Linked DNA regions of Mus musculus: region 1 is linked to region 2. A link is a loop called in an ENCODE intact Hi-C map of the cell type or tissue named here. Cell type or tissue: gastrocnemius. All regions are shown on one strand. Each heading gives the region's core, and the rest is flanking DNA. Links, peaks and the distances in the headings are about the cores only.

Region 1 (2,913 bases), core at 215-2,714, 54 kb after region 2:
CTATCCGTAATGAGCTCCGATGCCCTCTTCTGGTGTGTCTGAAGTCAGCTAGAGTGTACTTATGTATAATAATAAATAAATCTTTTTTAAAAAAGAAGAAGAATTGATAAACCAAATGTAATGGTTTATATCTGAAATCCCAGCTCATGGAACCAGAGATGGAAGGATCTGAATTTTAGGCCAGCCTGAGCTATACAGTGAGAGCTGGTCTCACAAAACCAAAAGAAAGGAAAAAAGAAATAGCTTCAAATCCATCTGTTTAGTGAATTTATCTAATATAAATATTTAGACATTTATCTAGTATATTCACATTAATTTTAGGCATGAATACACATTTAGATGTTTAAGTATTCATTGGTAAATAAATCCATGTGAAATATACACATGTAGATTTCCAGAATAGTCTTCCTTCATCACCACATAACCCCTACCCACCAGTACTACTGACAGTTATGGAATACTAGAATCTGAGCAGTTACAGGCGGCAGTGGATCATTCTCAGCAGCTGGGAACAGCACAGTGCTGAGGCAGGACTGGTGACCAGTGCGTGGGCAGGGTTCCTAAAGAAGCACTCTGGCTCCCTTGCAGGTAAAAAGACTCCATAGGAAGACAAGTACAGAGAAGAGAAGAACTTCTCTTACAAGTTTAATTATTTCTTTTTGCTGAATGTCTGATTTACCTGAAAGGATTACTTAACAATTGAAGGAAATTAGAGTTGGTTGTTTTTCTGTCTTGAATTTTTGCTCTTGCATAGTCAACACCTGGTTTCTCAGGCTAAAAAAAAATTCTTTTTTTTTTTTTTTTTTTTTTTTTTTTTTTAAAAAACAACTAGTTATTTAGTTAGTTTTGAGCACGGTTTCATTGTCTAGCCCTAGGTATCCTGAACTTCCTGTGCCTCTGAGTGCTGGGACTTACAGTGTGCTACACTGCTCATGGCTTCTTAGTATTTTCCTGACAGGGTTTCACTGTTTACTTTTTTCCCGACAGAATGTTTTTGAAATCTATAATTATATTGCAGAAATCTTTAAGAACAACCAAAGCAAAGATTAATAAATTATTTACAATACTTTTTAAATAAACAATTTAAAGTATATGCTTAGTGTTTTATATAAAATTTAATTACATCAGGTAGCCTGATACTATATATCTGCTCTTTCAGTGTAACAGTAATTTACCAAATGTGTATTTTCACTTATAATTTCCACTAAAATTGTAAGCTATTATGAAATTAATTTAATTTTAAGAAAACAAACTTCATCCCAGCACTCGGGAGGCAGAGGCAGGCGGATTTCTGAGTCTGAGGACAGCCAGGGCTACACAGAGAAACCCTGTCTCGAAAAAAAAAAAAAAGAAAGAAAGCAAACTTCAGATATCTTTGGTCAAGAAAGATTTCAAAATCGGTATCTTAGGGAACTCTTCCTTACTTAATTTTGTTTTTATTGCTTTCCCAAAAGTACTAGCATCTTCAGATCCCAGAGCATGTTTCTAGAACCTTTCTAGAACACCCATGTAGGTTATTGGCAGTGTTAATTCTTCATCAGCTCCCATTGTTGACAGGAGAGTCGTCCAAAGTGTATCTGATAACTGGTGCTCAAGTGTCCATGTTTCAAAAGACAGCTGATGGGCCTTGCTTTGTCTGCCATACTCCCCCAGCCAGAAAGTCTGCATAACTGTTAATAATATATTTGCCATTACCCCTGATAACTTACGCCTATAATCCCAACATTTGGAAGGCGGAAGCAGAAAGATCATACAAGTTCATACAAGTTCAGAGCTAACCTAGGCTTCCTACTTTCTTACAGGCCAGTTTGAGTATCAGTAAAACTGTGTCTCAATAAAGCTTATTTTTCATAGCTTCCCAATAACAAGGAAAGAAATTTAGACAAATATTAAATATGACACAAAACTTTTCCCATCTTGGAGTTTTGCATCTACCAATTTCCTCCAAATCAGTTACTTTTGAGAAACTAAATTTAGAGTAACTCTCAGGCCTATACTTGTTAATACACAGAATATTCTCATGCCTTTAAAATTTAGCTTCTGTTCTCAATGAGTCCTGTGAGTCAAGGTAGCAATGCTTTAGGACTAAAAAGAAGAAAGACATTAACCTAAGTCTTTTATCACTTTCTATAAATTGGGTCTAGAGTTAAGAAAATAGATACAGCCAGGTAATAGTGGACCATGCCTTTAATTCCAGCACTCAGGAGGCAGAGGCAGTTAGATCTCATCTTGAATTCACACCACCACCACCCCCAAAAAGAAAAAGAAAATTAATGCAAATTAAGTATTGGATTTGGTCTCAAGAGCAATAGTACAGTTTTTGATTCTGCTAGCTCCTTCTGCCCTGGTTGAATCATAGGCCTATATATCTGACAAATGTAGGAGGCCTTTCCTTTGACATGTGTAAGAAAGGAACATACCTTGAGCAAAAGGAGACACAGACAACTCAGGTACTCAATTGTATGTTTTTTCACTCATTCTTTTGTTTGTTTGTTTTTTGTTTTTGAGACAGGGTCTCTTGTAGGCCAGACTGGCCTCAAACTCACTATGTAAATGGGGATGACTCTGAACTCCTGGTCCTTTTACCTCCACCTTATTTTTTAAAAGATTTATTTATTTTATGTAGAAGAGGACACCAGACCCCATAACAGATGGTTGTGAGCCACCATGTGGTTGCTGGGAGTTGAACTCAGGACCTCTGGAAGAGCAGTCAGTGCTCTTAACCATTGAGCCATCTCTCCAGCCCTTACCTCCACTTTCTAAAAGTGATGGATCACTGACATGTATCACAATGTGTGGCTCAGATACTCTGGAGGGTGTTTTGTTTGTTTGTTTGTTTTTTAAACAGCAACAAGCGACATGGGCCTTTCATTTCTATTTATTTTGTGTATGTGAGTGAAGATACTGTCGCTG
Region 2 (2,913 bases), core at 164-2,663:
TTAGGGAACAAGCCAGCCTATCCGCAATTTATAATGGATGTGAAGCACCCTAGAAAAGCAGAACTTCAACTGGAACTATACAGGGAATTAACATGTACACAAAAAACAGAAAAGTGTTGCAGCTCTCTGTAAAGATGCCAGTGTGCTAGCTTGAGGCTTTCGTTTACCCTGTACTTTCCCACAGCTGCAGTCTGTCCAATCCTATACCATGACAAGAGCCTTCCCCACAGAGATGAAGAAAGCCATGTTAGCACCCCACTTGCTATGGGCCTCACAGAACACTTACCTTTTTTTGAATTTTATATCGCTTATGGCAGGTCATACGTTTACTCGCTTTCTTTAACTCTGCCAAAACAAAGAAAGAGAAAGACTGCACACATGAGCAGTGAGTGTTTTAAATTTCTCACATCACCTATATGGATGTTTTGCCCTCTCTTGTCAGCAGACCAACCACGTGCATGTAGTGTTCTTGCAAAGGAAGCCACAAGAGGGCTTCATCACTTGTCCTTCTACAGACAGCATGGAGCTGCCACGTGGGCTGGGACAACCCTGGGTCTTCACTCCATACCCAAAATGTTTCATTTACTTATTTTGTGTGTAGGTCTGAAAGCAATTTCCAGGAGTCAGTTCTACCTATCATATGAGTTTGAACTCTTGACAGTAAGGCTTAGTGGCAAGTGTTTATAGCCATATTCCTGGCCCTCAAGAGATTGTTTTATCAGGCCATGGGGGCCTACAACAATAAGGCTATCCCGGGCAACATAGATCTTGCCTCAACCGTCCCTGCAAAGTTATGCAGGGTATTTAATGGAAATCACACCACAACGCCAGTCAATTCGACTCGGTGGACCCACAATGGAAGCAGCTTCTAGAGGAAAGCACTACAAATATCAAGGTTTCTTTCTTTATTTTTATTTTTTCGAGACAGGGTTTCTCTGTGTAGCCCTGGCTGTCCTGGTAGACCAGGCTGGCCTCGATCTCAGAAATTCGCCTGCCTCTGCCTCCCAAGTGCTGGGATTAAAGGCGTGCGCCAACACGGCCAGGCTCTTTTTTTAATTTTTAAGCCATGGTTTCAGTATACAGCCCAGGCTGGCTGCAAACTTTCTATCTTACTGCGTCATCCTTCGTGTACATGATTAGGGCGCGTGCCACCAAGGCCGAAAGACCATGGTTCTGAATAGTTCTAGGAAAACGGCAGGCTCGAAAAGAGGCTCAAACACGTTAATCACAGAAATCTGGCTCGGTTTTCCTCTCAAGGGCTTAGCTCTCCTGCTATACAACAGGCCAAATTTGGGTCTGGGCCTTCTAAGCATCAGATCTACGCGGAACTCATCAATGGCCTATGGAGAGTCCTCTCCCTCCAGCCACAAAGCACCACCCGCGCGTTTCGCTCCCGACCCCACTCACTAGGCCTCTTCATCCTGGCCGCGGACGCTTCAGGAGCAGAGGAGGTCTCGGGATCACCACGACTTCTCGGGCGCCACGTGCGAACTGGAACTGCGGTTCAACGTCACGCGCTCCAGGACCTGCCGGAAAGTGTGTCGGGGCCGGGCCGAGTGCGCGCGCACACACATACACTGTCGCGCCGAGCCGGGCTCGCCTGGCGGCCACAGGTTGGATTTACGGCAGCACTGGGAGGGGTGAGGGCGGTGAGGGCGGCGGGTGCCGGAGAGACGGCCGCGGCCAGAGGAGCGCTAGCAGCCGTGGCGGCCACGGGGCGGGGCTCGGCGGTCGGGGACCGCAGCCGGGGCTGCAGGCGGCGGAGCGGCGGGGTAAGGCCGGGCCCGGGGCGGGCGGGGCCGCCCCTCCTCGGCCGGCTGCCGGGCCTTTGTGTCGGCCCGGGCGGGCGGGCGGGCGGGCGGGAGTCGCGGCGGAGGCCCCGCCCCGTGGTGCGGACGCGCTGGTCGGGCAGGGCGCGGGGCGGGGCGCGGCACGGCACGGCGGCGGGGCCTCGGGACAGGGCCCAGCAGCCCGGCCGCACCTGCCGCCGGGACAAAGGCAGAGCAGGGCCCGGAAACTCCCTTCGCTGCTCTTTCCCGCCCGTCGCGGGCCGCCTTCAAAGCTGTCAACGTTTCCTTTAGCCCCAGAACCAGTGACAGGTCGGGCGAACTCTTCTTTTCCTCCGCCTCTCAAGGCCTCTTTTTTTTTTTTTTTTTTTTTTTTTTTTTTTTTTTTTTTTTGGTTTCTTGTGCGTTCGGCAAAAAACTCCCTATTGAGTTTTTGTTTTTGTTTTTTTCTTTCCCAATGATCGCCCAAACGGAATATTTTTTTGTTTTTGTCAGAGAGACTTACTTATTTACAGGCTAGGTACTTAAGCTTCTCATTTGTACCGTCACGACGAGTTGAGTTTTTGTAAACTGTATTTTCTGGTTTTAAAAGTATTTTCCGTTTCAAAATTTTGTTTTCTGAAGAAGTGAGTCTTATTTTAAGAAAATTTGATATCAAAGGGGGGACAAAAATATAAAATTCCTGGAAAACAAATGACAAATACACAATAGACCGGATGTAGGAATTCGAGGACTAACTATAGAAGCGTATGGTGGAATATGCTATCTTAATCCAAACTTTTCAAAACTTACTGTAGGAGCCAGGCACAGTAGAAAACACCTGTTCTAGCTCTTGAGTTGGGAGTATCGCAAGTTCCAGTGTACTTGGGTTACATAGTGAGACCTGCCATTAAAACAAAAAAGTGGTTATACGTTTCTTTCTTAACCCATTTGGTAGTAGGCTTTTCCCCCCAAAGTAATTCAGAAGCATATTGGATTCCAGATGTTGAGGAACATAGCTTTTGCTTTAGTAGTTTTTAAGATCCAAAATGAAAGATTGGAAAGTATCCTCGTTTATCTTTGAAGTGGCCTTACTTTGCTGCTAGATTTACCTCAGACTTCTGGATCACCCGCCTCAGTCTCCTGA

Evidence for each region. Peaks named below come from ENCODE experiments on the same cell type or tissue, not always from the same donor. Only the 100,000 strongest peaks of a DNase experiment are listed, where the experiment ranks them.
Region 1: a loop joins it to region 2, with 2.3 times the contacts of the local background. A loop is called at or near these places in 9 of 42 quality-filtered maps.

Annotation. Positions count from the first base shown.
Region 1 is chr14:31,071,342-31,074,254 of GRCm38, forward strand. The region is part of intron 19 of Pbrm1 (polybromo 1); the gene reads left to right. Among named protein-coding and RNA genes, the nearest start is that of Pbrm1, 54 kb to the left of the region's middle. In gastrocnemius, for the core only: no CTCF peak of the experiment used is centred there; no DNase peak of the experiment used is centred there.
Region 2 is chr14:31,017,522-31,020,434 of GRCm38, forward strand. Gnl3 (guanine nucleotide binding protein-like 3 (nucleolar)) reads right to left here and starts at 1,610. Exons shown (of 15, transcript NM_153547.6): 1 at 1,408-1,610; 2 at 287-345. The coding sequence starts at 1,420. Pbrm1 (polybromo 1) reads left to right here and starts at 1,617. Exons shown (of 33, transcript NM_001081251.1): 1 at 1,617-1,772. RefSeq lists an enhancer at 2,320-2,348. In gastrocnemius, for the core only: a CTCF peak has its summit at 504 (motif pointing right); DNase peaks (open chromatin) are centred at 1,589 and 1,896; H3K4me3 peaks cover 2,500 bases; H3K27ac peaks cover 2,438 bases.